2 separate regions of the Homo sapiens genome follow, and region 2 is linked to region 1. A link is a contact called in ENCODE Hi-C or POLR2A ChIA-PET data. All regions are on one chromosome and are shown on one strand. The core of a region is the stretch at or near the end of the contact, and the rest is flanking DNA. Distances in the headings are between cores, read along the strand shown.

Region 1 (2,944 bases), core at 246-2,745:
TAAGTGTACTGCGTTCTATTTTTTATGTGTAAATGCTGTAGCTGAAATTAATAAAATGTTTTGCCTTTGTGTATTTTCTCTATAAATACACAAAGACAGCTAGGAAATATTTTTGATGTTAATAAAAAGATCTTACACTAAAAAATGCCAGGAACCTTTGTGCTACCAAAAAGTTTACTTCAGGACTAACCCTTGCAGGGGCCTAGATATTTCAGGGTCTTCCCTTTTCCCCCAAATATTTGCTACCTGTTTTCCAAGCCCTTCCTTCCAGTGAAATAAAGCTGTTTCTTGGCACCTTTAGGGACAAATGGCTGATTGGCTTTACACTTTAACAAATGAATTCACACTGACATATAAACAGCCAATCAGCAAAAATGCAGATATGTAGTTTGTTTTTTCTGTCTCAGTATATTTGATACTTTCCAGTTTTGATAAGGAGGAGAGAGTTGGAAAGAAAATGAGGCCCAAGGGAAGATAAAGTTTTCTTCAGCTTGATTTTTTGAGAGGGTTGGTCTGGGATGGCCCTGTTTATCTTTGTGCACTTTGAGATATGCTTGTCCTGTGTGACCAGCCCGCACAGCTGGGGAAGTGGTAAGGAGTGAAGAAGTGTTGCTTTCCCAGCCTCCTCTCCACTGGGAAAAGAAAGAGAGAGGCAAATGGGGTGACGACGATACATCAAACCACTTTTTGCCCGTGTCTTCCTGGGCCAAGAAGAAATACTTCAAAAGCACAGTGTGAAAAAAAAAAAAAAAAAACCCTCCCAAAGGGATAGGATTATGTATTTCCCCAAATAATTCCCTCCCAGAGGTTTTGCCTTCAGGCTTCTCACTGAAGACCTACAGGCAGGAAGGGCTGTATGTATTATTTTATGATTATTTTTTAGAGACAGGGTTTCACTCCGTTGCCCAGGCTGGGGTGCAGTGGTATGATCATAGCTCACTGCAACCTCCAACTCCTGGGCTCAAGCAATCTTCCTGCCTCAGCCTCCTGGGTAGGTGGGGGACTACAGGTTTAAGCCACCATGCCCTGCTAATTTTTAAATTCTTTGTATAGATGGGTTGTTGCCCATCTGTGTTGCCCAAGCTGGTCTTGAACTCCTGGCCTCAAACAATCCTCCTGCCTTGGCCTCCCAAAATGTTGGGATTACAAGCATGAGCCACTGCTCCCAGCCACTATGTGCATTCTTAAAGGACTGCCTTCCATACGAAACATCTTTAGTTCGCAACAAAGCTCTGCGGCATTCAACAGTGGATGAGAGACACCTACAGCCCCCGACTCTGAGGTGTATTCCAAAGTGTGAAAATGTACTCAGTGACTTGACTTACACATTAAGCTGGCCGAGGCCACTAACATAATACATGGCTTCTTTTAACCTCCAGTCTCAGAGGGCTTAATGAGAAATAGTCTGTCAAATTTCAGGATTTCAAGCCACTGCTCTTGTTTCTAAGAAGGACACACACTGTGTTGTGCAATTAGAGAAAACCAGGCTGAGCTTTCGTCATGCGAGATGTAATGCCTTGAAGCCAAATGATGCAGTATTTTTAGTTGTAATTACTGGCTTGTTCTCCAATCCACTCCTTGCCCAACGACCTCCCTTGCTTCTCCCAAGAATCTTAATACAGTTTCTTCCCCTCAAAAATCCAACTGTGGCTACATAGATCTTCACTACTCGCCCAACCCTCTGACTCTTCAGTAAAATAAAGGGAGGAGAAAGAAATCAAAACCAACGAACCTATTTTACATATCTTCCCCTCCAGGGAAAAGATCTTAGCAATTTTCTAAAGGCTAGAGTGAGGTAGGAGGTGTCAAAAGCACCCTTACCTCCCCCAAACAGGCAGTTTTCGACTTCAAAAAACAGTTGTGGTAAAAATATCTCCCAAGAACAGCCAGCTGTTTATTTATAAATCTGTGCGTAGGGAAGCTTTATTTTTCTGAAGTGTTTTCAAGAACATGCATAGTGTTTGGGTGAGAGGGGCCAGCCTTGCTGGCGGCGAACCAAAGAGCAGGGAATCACAAAAGACGGCCGGCGGCGAGCAGGCTGGGGTGACGGGGACCCCGTGGATAACGGGCTTGAGGACGCCCAGGGCTTCAGCCTTTTCCAGGCGTCCCTCGCCGGGGCAACGCAGAGCAGCTGCCGTTCTTCCCGCGCCCCAGCAGATGGTGGTGTCAGCCCGGCCTCGTGCCCGGCCGCCGCTGCGCCCGCGCCCCCTCCCCTCGCAGATGGCTTAATCAGGGCTCCCGCCCGCCCCTCCGCGGCCCCCGCCCCGCGCGTCTGGGCGAGCGCTGCGAACGTGGAGCCAGGCAGTCAAGTGTTACTGCGTACAGCAGGTAGCCTGGCAACTGAGAGCACAATACCGAGCAGATGGTGTTCGCACGGCGTGATGGACATCACACACGACAGCCTGAGACAATCCAGGAATTCCCTGGTGACTCGAGGCCCTCTTTGCACAAAATGAGTTCTCTCTCCATTGCCGTGTATCTCTGGGGTTATCTGCCCCCCTCCTCCGACTGACACTGAACTGGTTTCTCATTACCGACTTTTCTTCCAGCCGGAGGGGAGGAAGAATTCAAGTGGGGGAGGGCGCGGGAAGGGGACGTGGAGGGAAACGGAAGGGCTGGGAGTGGGGTAGGGGGGCAGTGGCGACCTCCGGGGGGGGAGGGTGGCGGACACCAGACCCCAGGGCCGACAGCCCGGGAGGGACCGGGTTCCAGGACCCCAGCTGCACAAAGCCGGCCCGGGGAGGGGGCGATAAGGAGCGAGCCTCGGGTCGGCCCGGCACCGCTGCTTCGGCTCAGAGTCCTTGCAATCGCTTGGCCTACGAACAACCTAAATGAAATTTAGGGTTTTATTGAAAAAGTCCCCTGGGGCCTAATTTAGCCTCTCGACTCCAGCCTATATGCTTACAAGTCCTCAGGGGACTCCGGCTAGGAAGTCAGGAGTGGG
Region 2 (3,054 bases), core at 241-2,740, 110 kb after region 1:
AAGATGTGTCTACTCTCGGGTCCATGTGCTCAAATTTAGAAAACACACCAGAAAATAACTTGATATATCACAATTTTAGATTTACTACCTAGTCCCAATACAGGGAATTAGAATATTTCCAAAATCCTGAACTCAAATCCCAACTTACACTACTGACAGGTCTTAATTACCCATGTTTAAGGACAAGGCAAAAGTAAAACCCAAAACCTGATGAATTAACATTCATAATAAGTTAATCTAGCCCATATTTTCCCTTCTTAGTTCACCAACTGTTTTGCTAGAAAATTTATAGGATTACCTGTTCATAGATGTAGGTAATTATATACAGTTGGGGTTTCTCTAGAAATGACTCCTGAAGTATCTTAATTCGGAGTCTTCTAATGAAATTGCTACTATCTCCAGTTTAATAACCAAATTATTACTGTCCTGCTTGGTCTGATCACGTCCTAGTCTGGACCTCAGCTTCTGTTTCAAAAAATGAGCATTTCTTCACTTCCTGAGACCTCACTGTTTGGGTCTGATGAAGCAACTTCCCATGGACGGCATTGTAGCCATCGAGAGAAACCCCACTCACCAAAGGAGAAAGCTTGGCCCACAGGGCCCCTGGGAGGTGCCATTTTCATCTTCTATTGCACTGCGCTGACATTTTTAAATTATAATGACTCCATATCCCAAATGAGTCCTAAGAACATTCTGAATCAGCTAATTAATAAATCAATTGCTCTTCAGGATGGCATTTATCAAATTCACAACTAATATGTGAGGTGCGGGTAGAGTGGAAGTCTGCAGCTGCTACACCTCTGGCTCTGGTAGGACCCAGCTTGTTCCAAAACCTCTGTTGCACTCTGGCTGTAAGCGAAACACCTTCAAGTTTCTATGCATACTATTTGAGTCCATTGGGATACAATTTCATCATCAGAGACAACATCTTATGCAATAATGAGTAGTTGCCTAAAGAATGAAGAACAGGAGCATCCCTACTAATCAGACACTCAGTGTCCCATATGGTGATGGTAATTGAAACATCCTTCTGGTCACACTGTTGAACTAAGATTGAAATCAATTAGATGCCACTGTTTAGATGTTGGTGGCATTGTGCTGTCTTTTTCTTGGCACAGAGATGATGTGGGAGTTAACAATACCAAGCAAGGCATCCTACTTCACCAAGAGTGGACCACTGGTGAACTCTCAATCCCTTAAAACCTGATAATTTCTACAGGCTTCAGAATCACTGCCAACATCCTGAAAATCAGTTGTGACAATAAGGCTGTCAGAGCAGTGTGTACTGCTCTTAATCATCTACTTAGTGTCTCTTTCTTGGTCATAGACTGTACCTTCCTTACCACTGCAGCCACATGGCTCCTCTTCACATGCTGTTGTTGACAGTGTGGGTGGGATATAGGGATGGTGGGCAGCTGCCCAAATTTTCTGTTCATCAATAGTGGGATGACATAAAATGAGACCAGAAGACAAGACTGCAGAGAGCCTGGGGACAGGTTGAGTAAGAAGCAGAGAGCTGCTGTCCAGATGCCAGAGAGCTGAACAAAAGCCTGCCATTTGTTTAGTCCTATTCTGGCTCACACTATTCACCTTCCTTTCCTTTTGATATCATCAATATGGTTTTTCTCCTGGAAGAGACTTTCTATTTCTCTTTCTCTCTCTCTGTCTGTCTCTCTCTCTGTCTCTCTCTCTCTCTCTCCCTCTGCCCCAACACAGCATCCCTTTTGATGAGATAATGGGTGTTGACTTGCAGTCCAATACTTACTAAAGCCTGATGGCTCTACAAATTACTTAGACAGAATCTAATCCTGAGGGTAGGTATCAATGATAGGGTATGTGTGTGGGGAATCAGAAATGGCATGTTGTCCTACAGAGAGGTCACACCAAAGAAGTAAGAAGATGGGAAAGAAGAAGTGAGGGTGGTGACAGAGAGGGGGAACTAGACATGTGGCTGCATTAGACAGAGTACACAGAAGGGAGGCTCAATGTGGACATGGGAAAAGGTATATTCATTAAGAATGAAAATAGAAGAGGGCTTCTTTATTCAAGTTCTGGGTGTCTGAATCAGGTCAAACTGGCAGAGACACATAGGTAGAAATTGAAGTTAGAAAAATTAAATAAGTGCAAGGAAATCATATTTTGCTGTGTAAGTTCATTTCTAAACATACAGATGTCAGAGAGTTTTGATAAATGCTCATATTCTTTTCATGATTGTACTAAGATCTCACACGGTAAATGACATCAGGAGTTAGAATGGATTGAGATCAAGACAAAGCAGGAACCTACTTTGAATAAAATTTTACTCATCTCAGTATTTTTGGATGTTTCCTTTATCTGAACTAAAGCACTTCATATGATGTCATCTCTTATTTTCTCTTTTGTAGTCTCCTTTATAAATCTATGGTGAATGGTATAGAATAGTTTCATTGGTACCACAATCCCCTTATACCTGATATTATGATAATTCTGAAATACAAACTGAATAAATACATAGGTCATTTTCAAAATGATTTTTATTTGCTCAACAGATTGAATCTGTGCAGTAGTAAAATTACAGTTCGTTAAGTAAATCTTGAGTCAGAGTAAGGTTTAGCAGGGTAATGTTGATCTTTAACCCCTTCATCTAGAATATATTTTTAGGAGTGGGAGGAAATCCCAACATCTATATAAACAGAGAACTCAGAGTTTGAAATGCTCCAAGCAGACATAGTTATTTGTGACAGCTTGACAGTGACAAAAAATCCAGGAGCTGAAATGCTTTCTCCTCGGCTTATGAGTGGCTTTTTATGCAAATCTTGATAGATCATTTTATGCCTTAATTTTCCTACCTACAGATTGCCAGAAGCCTTGGTGACTAAACTATGGCTTATAAGAAGCTAGCACTGTACTTTATTTTTATTTTACTAGACAGACTCTATCACCAAACTACATATTTTTGTCTGTAAGAGGAAGAGTTTAAGAAAGAAACAACCTACTAATAATAGTTTAAATATTATTTTATATTTAAAGATGTATTTTATTTTATTTATTTTAATTTGTGAGACAGGGTCTCAC

What was found. Hi-C counts contacts between places; a loop is a spot of excess contacts on that map. ChIA-PET counts read pairs that join two places held with the same protein, here RNA polymerase II (POLR2A). Pooled maps may share reads with other maps.
Region 2: a loop to region 1 is called in a map of Caco-2, with 2.7 times the contacts of the local background. The contact joins two enhancer-like sites. A Hi-C loop is called at or near these places in 2 of 168 maps with a recorded cell type or tissue (Caco-2 and heart right ventricle), 1 of 37 single-sample maps with no recorded cell type and 7 of 50 pooled maps. POLR2A ChIA-PET finds 5 or more read pairs at or near these places in 1 of 52 experiments (SK-N-SH).

Annotation. Positions count from the first base shown.
Region 1 is chr4:139,732,821-139,735,764 of GRCh38, forward strand. The region is part of intron 2 of MAML3 (mastermind like transcriptional coactivator 3); the gene reads right to left. It also overlaps a transcript of MGST2 not described here. Among named protein-coding and RNA genes, the nearest start is that of MGST2, 68 kb to the left of the region's middle. RefSeq lists a silencer at 2,148-2,267. Within about 2 kb of position 1,496, at least 28 of the 41 ENCODE cell types and tissues checked have a DNase peak (open chromatin) inside an H3K27ac peak, as active enhancers do.
Region 2 is chr4:139,843,326-139,846,379 of GRCh38, forward strand. The region is part of intron 2 of MAML3 (mastermind like transcriptional coactivator 3); the gene reads right to left. Among named protein-coding and RNA genes, the nearest start is that of MGST2, 180 kb to the left of the region's middle. Within about 2 kb of position 1,491, at least 2 of the 41 ENCODE cell types and tissues checked have a DNase peak (open chromatin) inside an H3K27ac peak, as active enhancers do.